Regions from separate parts of the Mus musculus genome. Here region 1 is linked to region 2. The links are chromatin contacts, found by Hi-C or POLR2A ChIA-PET in ENCODE. All regions are on one chromosome and are shown on one strand. The core of a region is the stretch at or near the end of the contact, and the rest is flanking DNA. Distances in the headings are between cores, read along the strand shown.

Region 1 (4,285 bases), core at 365-2,864, 450 kb before region 2:
TGAGTTCAGCACAGGGCCCAGAAGCTGCTGGTTTTAAATATTTACTTTCCCAGGAGGTGGGTTTCTTCAGGTGTTTGTTTAAAGAGGGCTGTCACAGGTGAATGGTTTGGGGAACCCTTCTTGGCAGAGTTTTAGCTGCCTTACTGAACATTGTCCCAACAGAAAGTTCCTATCGTTCTCCTTCCTTCTTGGCAGGCTTCAGGTTTTGCTGCAGCCCCTGGAGCCAACATTTTGGTTGTGGGAGGCTGACCTCTTGCCTGCCTCCTTGTGTGGACAGAGTGGTGAAGACGTATTCCTCACCTCCTTGCCTTTCAGTAAATGGCCACGATGTGACTATTTGTTGAGGTTTCCAGCCTCTTCCAAGACCTTGCCAGGCTGAGTGGGGCCTGAGAGCTTGCAGGCACTTAAAGCTTCCTGGCAAAGGGGCCGGCCACAGGCAGAGGGAAAGGAACAGGTCAGAGGCGTTGCTCTGGCAGAGGCGGCTCGGGCTGCCCATCGTGTTTCTGCGGGGTTGAGGTGGGCTCCCTTCTTTGTAGATGCCTTTCCTCTCGTAATAACAACTCCTTGCCCCCAGGGCTCTGGCTGCCAGGGCCTACTGCTGCTTTCCTGGGAAGCCGCAAGTTCAGTCAGTGGGGCACACAGGCTTTGTTTCAGCCTGGAAGTGAGGGCTCTGGAGATGGAGATAGGAGCCATAAGCTCTCCTTCAGACGGTGAGGCGGCTCCTGCCTCCTGCTACTGAAATCTGCAGACAGCAGGGGCGGCTGCCTGGGGGGCTGGGCAGGCTGGGTGCCGGGCCCACCTTGGTGCTGCCGCGCTGCTCTTAGGTTTGTGTGTGTTTCTCTCCTGGCCATCCACCCCGGCTGTGGGTCCACCCCAGCCGAGGGACTCCTGGCCTGCATTGCGGGATTGTCAGTGGCATTTAGTTGAGAGTTGAGGGGCTTTGGCCTGAAATAAACTGCAAGTATTTAAGACTGTTGTTGCAATTTGTGTCTAACAAGCTGTAGCAGGGTAGGAGGGAGTGAGAGCTGGCAGGAGTTACTTTCATAAATCATGAATTTATCAGCGTGGAAATAACGCCATAGAACTGTGCGCTGGAGCTCTCTTGCATTGTGTGTGAGACTCAAGTTCACCACCGCAGGAGGGACGGTTTTCCAGAGAGCTAGGATGTGGCTCTTCTCACAGAGCTGGGCATGAACCTTGTTAGGTATAATTTACCTGATGCTGCTTCCGTCTTCGAAGCCTGTCTGAGGTGCCAGGTGCTAAAAGAGAAATAAAGTTTGTTAACAGGCAGATGCAAAGCCCTGGCTGCTGTTCATCCCTCCTTCCTGCCCGCCTCCCCTGGGTCTTTCCTTTATATGATGCATCAGAGCGAAGCGAGGAGAGAAAACCTACAGAGGCAAATCCAAAATGTCAGAAGAAGTTCATTTAAAAGGGGGGAAAAACCTCCATACACAACCCTCACAAAACCCGACAGATGCTAGGCTAATGGCATCCACTCTGCCGATTGGTGGGGATGGCTCATGAATATTAATGAGTCCAATGCTCCAAATGGTGCAGCTGTGAACCCAGCTGTGCCTGAAGCTCTCTGATCTCAAAACTTCCAGACAGGAGCCGGAGGTGGTCTGTGTCAATTCCCTACTCAGCCAAAAACCAGCAAGCTGGGTTGGCCTTCTTCTGTTCTCCCCTCTTGCTGGAGTTGGTGCTCGCTCGGCAGCCAGCTCTGCTGGGCTGCTGGGACAGCAGGCACTCTTCAGACATGGCTGTGCTTTCTCAGACTCCCAGCTTTTTTAATGATCCATTAGCAGCAGTGCACACAAGAGCACCTCAGTTAATGTGAGGCCAGGCGCCTTCTCATCTCAGTCTTGTGCTGAGTTAGGTGTTGGCTGCAGAAGATGTCCGAGGGAGAGAGCGTTCCTAATAGCATGGGCCCACGTACCAGAAAAACAGCAAGCATCGTTGAAAATTCCTTTTCATCCAGGCAGTGCTGGAGTCCTTTCGTATTTTTCTCTGCCCAGTGTGTGCCCAAGTCCAGCCACTCCAGCTGGATAGCTTCTGTGTGAGAGATGAGTCACTAGCCGTGGGGAGCGGCCCACTGAGTTGTGTGGAGGAATCAAAGTATTCTTTATTTTGATCTGAGCTCTGAGGCAAGTTTGGGGCCTGCTTTAGTCACAGCTACGTCTGCGACCCAAACCTACTCAGCTCCCTCGTCTGCACTGTGGTCAGTAGTGGACTGGTGAGGACTGAGAGGAACATTATTTCAGATGGCGGGCGGGGGGTGGGGGGGATGAAGGAAGGAAAGTTCTGGTGTCAGAATAGTTTGATAGAAGTTGTTTGATTTGATAAGAGTCAGCAGGGTAGGCGAGCGTCATACTCCATTTCTCCCTGAGGAAGCTGGCTTGAGTAAGGCTTGTAAAAGGCAGTTTTCAAATGGCTTGACCAGGACCTGGAGGGTGTCTGTGTCATTCCTATACCCAGTATGTCTGATCTTTGTAGGAGGTACTTTCTGAGGTCTGTAGTACTAAGGTGTGGTGGTACACACCTATAATTCCAGCACTGGAGCGGTTGAGGCAAGAGGATTGTTGTGAGTTTAAAGCTAGCCTGGGCTACAGAGGGTGTTTCAGGCTAGCCTGGGCTACAGAGGGTCTTCCAGGACATCCTGGGCTATATAGTAAGAAAGTGAACAGCAGTAAACCAACCTCGCACCGTCCCTGGTTTGCTGGCTGCTAAGGCCTTAGGTCCCTACTACTGAGTCCTAGGTGACTCCGGTAGCTTTGCTCAGAGGCTCCATCTCCTACCGGAGGAGATTAAATTAGCTCAGTGTTTGTGAGTTTGTTTGTATACCACAACTCTTGCTTAGAATTCTTAACGACTTAGGGGGACTCCAAACAGGTCACGAAATGCAAGGGTGTGTCAAATACAGAAACGGGATCCGAGGAACCCCTGGCCTGACTCAGCAGCACCGAGGGAATTGGAGCACCTGATCTTTGTGGACGCAAGAGGAACAGTCTGCGGGAAGTCAGAGCCACTTCCTTCTTCCAGTGTGGGCAGAGGGCAGGCAGCCTCTGCCAGAAGGAAGTCATTTCTGTAGAGCCTGGCTCACAGAAATCTTTGGACTGTAGATAAATACCCTGCTTCCTAGTTGCTTTACCACCATACTTCCTGAAAGGTTTGAAAGCACCCCACCCCCACCCCCACCCCCCCAGCAAGCTCTTCTCTAAAGGAAATGTTTTGGAAACGGCTGCACAGACCAAGTGTGCCTTGGCCCATCCTGCAGTCCTGACATGGGAGAGATCCATGTCTGGAGAGAGGGACAGCCCAGCCTGTAACTAGATGTTGAGGGGGAAGCTGGCGACCTCAAATCTCTCCAGACCACCAATTGTTCCTCCATCCACAGGTAGCCTCCACTTGAAAGGCCAGCAAGAGTCCGAGAACTAAGGTTGCTTCCTTCCGATTCAGGGCAGATGGTTCTACTTCCCTAAGCAAAGGAGAGAAACCCTAGTCTAGTGAGTGGTACTAGGATGCCAGCACTTCACAGTAGGGAGTGAGCATTCAGGGGTGGACTGCATGGTGGTAAGTGACTGGAAAGTTGGTAAGGGGTTTTCCTCCAGAGAGCTTCCATGATCTTCGGATTATGGGAAACCACCAACTAGAAGTTCAAGTCATTTCTGCCCTTTAGCTAACTTAACCCCCTTTTCTCTCATTCTGTCAATCCAAAGGGGCCAGCACATCGGTTCCTCTCATTAAATACAATAAGCTTGAGTTTCTTCCCTTAGAGGCTATGTTAGTAAGAGAATCCTGGCCCACCAGCCAGCCTGACCTGAGGCCCTCAGGCAGAAGGCCTAGAATAGGGAGAGCCCCAGGCAGTCTGTTGGAGGCAAGTGCAACCTGCCCGCTGTAAGCTACAAGACTTAGATATATTCTACCAATTAGGGCACATCTGTTCAGAATGCTGAAAGGCGGGCACTGTCTCTTTAAGAGCCATCCCACTCCTCTCCTTGAGCGATGAGGGCTGAGAGCACCGGGGAGTCGATGCTGATTAAACAGTCCTACTGCCGAGCTCTGTTAGAAAATTACTGTAATTATGATCCAGTCCCAGCAGAGAGATGAGTTCCAATCCTGCTAATAACCCTTCCAGGTGCCTCAGCTTCCGTGCCCAGAGGAGGCAGCGTCGACAGGGCTCTGGCTGGCATTGCGGCAGGCGCTGGCCCTCCTGTGTGGCCTGCACAGCACACACAACAAAGGCACCAGACCCTCATCCTGTCTCTGAGCCTCCTGAGAGGGTGGT
Region 2 (4,348 bases), core at 1,329-3,828:
TTAGCCAAGTGTCGAGGTAATGGTCGCCACCGAAGCTCGCTCGCCCGTCTTCTCCTCGGCAGAGTAAACAAGACAGATGGGCCCGGGCCTGGCGTGATTAAAGATGAAGCCTGGATCCATCTTCACCAAAGCTGAAAACCAGGCGCAGCAGACTCCTCCATTTCTCTTCTGTCTTTTCCTTTCTTCCTCCTTTTCTTGCTTCCTTCCTTTCTTCTTTTTCTTTTCTCTCTCTCTCTTTCTTTCCTTCTTTCTTTCTTTCTTTTTTTTTTTTAAAGGAAGAAAGCAAGAGACTCGAATCTTGTCTCCGAAGGACTTTACCCGGCTCCCTTATTGTCCTTTCTATAAATAAGGCTTCCCTACCCCCCTTCTCTGTGTTTATTCCTTATAGATAAAGTGAGGGTAGGGTAGATAGATTTTTTCTGGGCTCAAGCCCGGGGACCCTCCCATACCCCGCACCCCCTTCGGTGCTCGCTGTTCCCCCCACCCCCCCATGTTCGAACTCCTGCTTGGGGGGCACTAGAGCGCAGGGGGGCCTCCGTTGGGCCGGCCAGGGGGGCCTCCGGCTGCGCCCGCGGTGCCACCCGAGCGGATCTTGGTGTTGGGCAACTTGTGGTCTTTTTTCCACTTCATGCGCCGATTCTGGAACCAGATCTTGATCTGGCGCTCGGACAGGCAGAGCGCGTGGGCGATCTCCACCCTCCGGCGGCGCGTCAGGTAGCGATTGTAGTGAAACTCCTTCTCCAACTCCAGGACCTGCTGGCGAGTGTAGGCGGTCCGAGAGCGCTTGGGCTCCCCGCCGGCGTAATTGGGGTTTACTGGACACACACAGAGAGAGAGGGAGAAAGAGAAAGTTTTATTGCCCCCGAAAGGGAGGAGGGAAACCCTTTCTTCCTTCCAGCTAACACCGAGCCTCCTGCTCCCACTACCTCATCTTGGAGGGAGGGGGTCGAAAAAGGAAGACCCGTGAAAGAAAAAAAAAAAAAAAACTCAAACTTTTGGAGGGCTGTACTGTTGTCCTTGTTGCCTGGGGGAGGGGCACTGTGAGGAATCTTGGAAAGATTTTCATCTCACTCTTTGGCTTGAGGACCCCAATGGCGTGGGGTAGTGGGAGGGGGTGTTGCCCTAGACCTTTCCCCGGCTTAGTTCCCACCCTCACTGCTCAGATTCCAAGCAGCGCCTTCCCCTTAGTAAAAACTTTTGCCTACTTCTCCAGCCAAGGTACCAGATTGGAAGAAAGGGGAAAAAAAAAAAAAAAAGAAATCCAGGAAGTTGATTCAACTCTGTGCTTAAATAGGGATTACCTCCTCCTCTTCCTTCTCCTCCCCTCCTCCCACACCCCTCCCCAACTTCCAACTTTACTGGGACTGCGAATCCCTGGCGAAAAAGTCGCTGGGAGAATGAAGAAGAGGATGACTTCAAAGGCGCAGGGCCCACTAGGCCATAAAAATTTATGGGCGATGTAATTATGTGGCTCTGAAAACAGGAGACCGTAAATCTCTGGCAATGGCGAGTTTATAGCGGGGACAATTGGCTTCCCCTCGCTCCCTCCCCCACATGCCTCGGAGGTCCCTTCACTGTAAAGCGCCGGGGGTGGGAGGGGAAGGGGTGCCCACGCACTCACCCGTGCTCACGTGAACTTTGCGCATCCAGGGGTAGACGACGGGCTCTTTGCACGCGGAGTGGGACGGGCTGGGATGCAGGGGGTTCTGGGCGCAGGGAGGCGGCGGGGGGCTGCTGCTGACCGCCTCGCTGCGCTGCCCGGGCTCCGGGAGGAGGGCCCCGGCTGTTGGCTGCACTGGAGCCCGAGGGGACAGCCCGGGCGGTGGCGGGGGCGGCGGGGGCGGCGGAGGTGGCGGGGGCCCGGGGTCTCGGCAGGCCGCGTAGCGCTGCACAGTGCACGGCGCCCGGCGCCCAAAGGCCGCCTCCGGCTGGAAGCCGCTCTCTCGCCTCTGGCCGCCGGCGTAGTACCCGGGCGAGTGGTCGCTGGGTAGGTAATCGCTCTGTGAATACTCCTCGCACGGAGGGAACTTGGGGTCGACATAGTTTGAGTTGATCAAAAAGGAACTCATAGCCATTAATTTCTGGGAATTGCCCACAAAATATACTAAAATTTATTCCGACCCCTGACTCGTTTTCCTGTTTCCGAAAGCCCTCCTACTTACTGTCAAGTGAACAAAGTTAGAGGCCCACGTGATCCTCCGAGCCAATGGCCACCCGGCCTGCGATTCCCGGATAAGGAAATCTGCTCACCCGGACCCTACTCCAGCCAAAGAGGTTTATTTCCCCTTCTCTACCCCTCCCCACCCACCCAACACCAGGATTTACATAGGGCTCCCGCGGGGAGACCCCCTCCTCGCCTGGCTTTCTCCACAACAGAGAGGGGTGATGAACTAAGAAAGAGTGAGCAGGTTAATTGGAGGGCCTGTTTGGGGGTGAGGGGGCTGGGCAGAGCACAAACCCTGCATCCCTCAGAAGTTGGGGCTGCGGGTGTAGCCCCCACCCCTGCCCTACCTAATCTCCACCAACCTTTCTCTGACTCCCATAGGGCCCCATCTCCTCCCCAGGATAAGAGGGAGCTCACGCACTAGGTGTCTGTGTGGGGTTTTAAGTGGTTGGCCGACCAGGGAGCGCCTTCTTGAAATGGGTACCCACTAGGTCATAGGGGCGCTGAGCTTGGGGCTTCTCAGTGCAGCCAGATGGGGAGGGGTAGGAGGTGAGTGAGGAGGCGTCGGGAGCTAGAAGGCGGGTGCGCAGAGGGACTTGTCAGAGATGAATGGAACCGCGAGCAGATCGATAGGAAATTCACGCACTAATTCGGGGAGACTTCGCCTTCCAAATCGCATTTAGCTGCACTATGAGCATCGGCTGTGTCCGTCAGTCTGTCCTCCTCAACACTCCCTCCCTTTAACCCACAAGGCCCAAGGTCAGAGGAACGGCTGGACTCCCTCCACTAAAGACAGAAGATACAATGAAACCAAACCAAACCCGCAAGTTCCTAAAACCAATTGAATAGTAATTTGCTAATTCCAGATTCGTCGAAGCAATGCTAACCAAGAGTTCTAATTGCCGCTAAAGCCGCCGCCTCTGTCAGTGTGGCAGAAAGAAATTTCACAACCTTGAATACTAAGTAAAGGAGCCCTAGCTGTGACGCCCCCACCAACATCACACGCACAAGAACACCCATGGCAACCTTATGTTTTCAGGGCATCTTGTCTTGAATTCAACGAAACAGCAATCTTCGCATCCTTTTAAAAAGCAAATTTCCTTTGCCTTTGCACACTGCAGCCTTCAGCAATCTTTTTTTCCTCCTCATGATTTCCAATAAAGCCCCCTGGACCCAGAATAAGAATAGGTAGGTTGGGGCTTAAAGATAAATTTTAAAACACCAGTAACATTAATCTCTTGAGTGAACAAGGACCCAAGCTTCCAGGGGTGTGCATGGGGACACCTCAGGTAGATGAGATTTCTCCCTCATTGGTTGAGGGAGGAAAAGAAAAGGAGTCTTCTTGAAGGCAGTCACTGGATTGTCCTCATTTAGAAAATAATCTATTTTTCTTCTGGGAAAGAATATGAGCGGAGTGTTTATGTCAACTACATATTCCCCTAGATACGAATTTGTGACCACAAAATTCCTTACACAAATTCGGATCTACAGGGTATATACAGAAGACAGACAGGTCTTCTTGGCCCAGGAAATTTCCAGTTCTCTTACTTTCCGTGCGTTCTTCTTTTGGGTGTGATCTGAATGTTTTCATTTTTATTTCGTTTTGTTTTAATTTTGAGATCTGGGAGCAGAAAAGTCACTGTGGGTCCGTTCTTGGGATTACAAGGGGTTTCAACTTTCTATTCAAAAAATAAAATAAGATTTTTTAAAAAGGCAGCTGTTGTGCAAAGGGACTCGAACCTCGTGGCTGCCGCGCGACTTTCGGTGGCGCATGAATTATTAGATGTAAACATTAGCTAAGCACAAAAGAAGGAAGGGTCATCCCGAGGCTGCCTCGAAGTCAGAATCAGGCCTTTCTGGGTGCCCTCGGCCCCTCCCCTCCCCCCATGACTTTTTTTTTTTTAAGAAAAAATACAAAACCCCAAATAGGTTCCTCCCTTGCCCCCACAGCCTTTAGTTTGTGATCAAACACATATATAGATATTTTCCAAAGCAAAGGGAGGAGGGAGAGGTGTCTGGGTGTGAAGGGGGTGTAATAAAAGTCCTTTTGGAAAAAGTGAATGCTAAAAAGAGAGAGAAAAACAGCTGTGAGGAAAAATGCTGGGAGACCAAACAGATGGCCCCCCCCCCCATATTTAATGACGGGCAATTCCGTTTACAACCTGAGAAGAAGATCAAAGGCAG

Evidence for each region. A loop is a pair of places that touch in the nucleus more often than their neighbours do. ChIA-PET counts read pairs that join two places held with the same protein, here RNA polymerase II (POLR2A).
Region 1: a map of regulatory T cell shows a loop between it and region 2 (2.1-fold over the local background). The contact joins the enhancer-like site here to the promoter of Hoxb4 in region 2. A Hi-C loop is called at or near these places in 1 of 37 maps with a recorded cell type or tissue (regulatory T cell). POLR2A ChIA-PET finds 5 or more read pairs at or near these places in 1 of 5 experiments (Patski).

What each region holds. Positions count from the first base shown.
Region 1 is chr11:96,764,559-96,768,843 of GRCm38, reverse strand. It overlaps Snx11 (sorting nexin 11), which reads left to right. Exons shown (of 8, transcript NM_001163389.1): 8 at 1-1,295. Among named protein-coding and RNA genes, the nearest start is that of Snx11, 11 kb to the left of the region's middle. Within about 2 kb of position 1,614, at least 2 of the 3 ENCODE cell types and tissues checked have a DNase peak (open chromatin) inside an H3K27ac peak, as active enhancers do.
Region 2 is chr11:96,316,497-96,320,844 of GRCm38, reverse strand. It overlaps Hoxb4 (homeobox B4), which reads right to left and starts at 2,578. Exons shown (of 2, transcript NM_010459.7): 1 at 1,622-2,578; 2 at 1-815. The coding sequence starts at 2,075. The coding sequence ends at 517. Mir10a (microRNA 10a) reads right to left here and starts at 3,680; the gene lies at 3,571-3,680. It also overlaps a transcript of Hoxb3 not described here.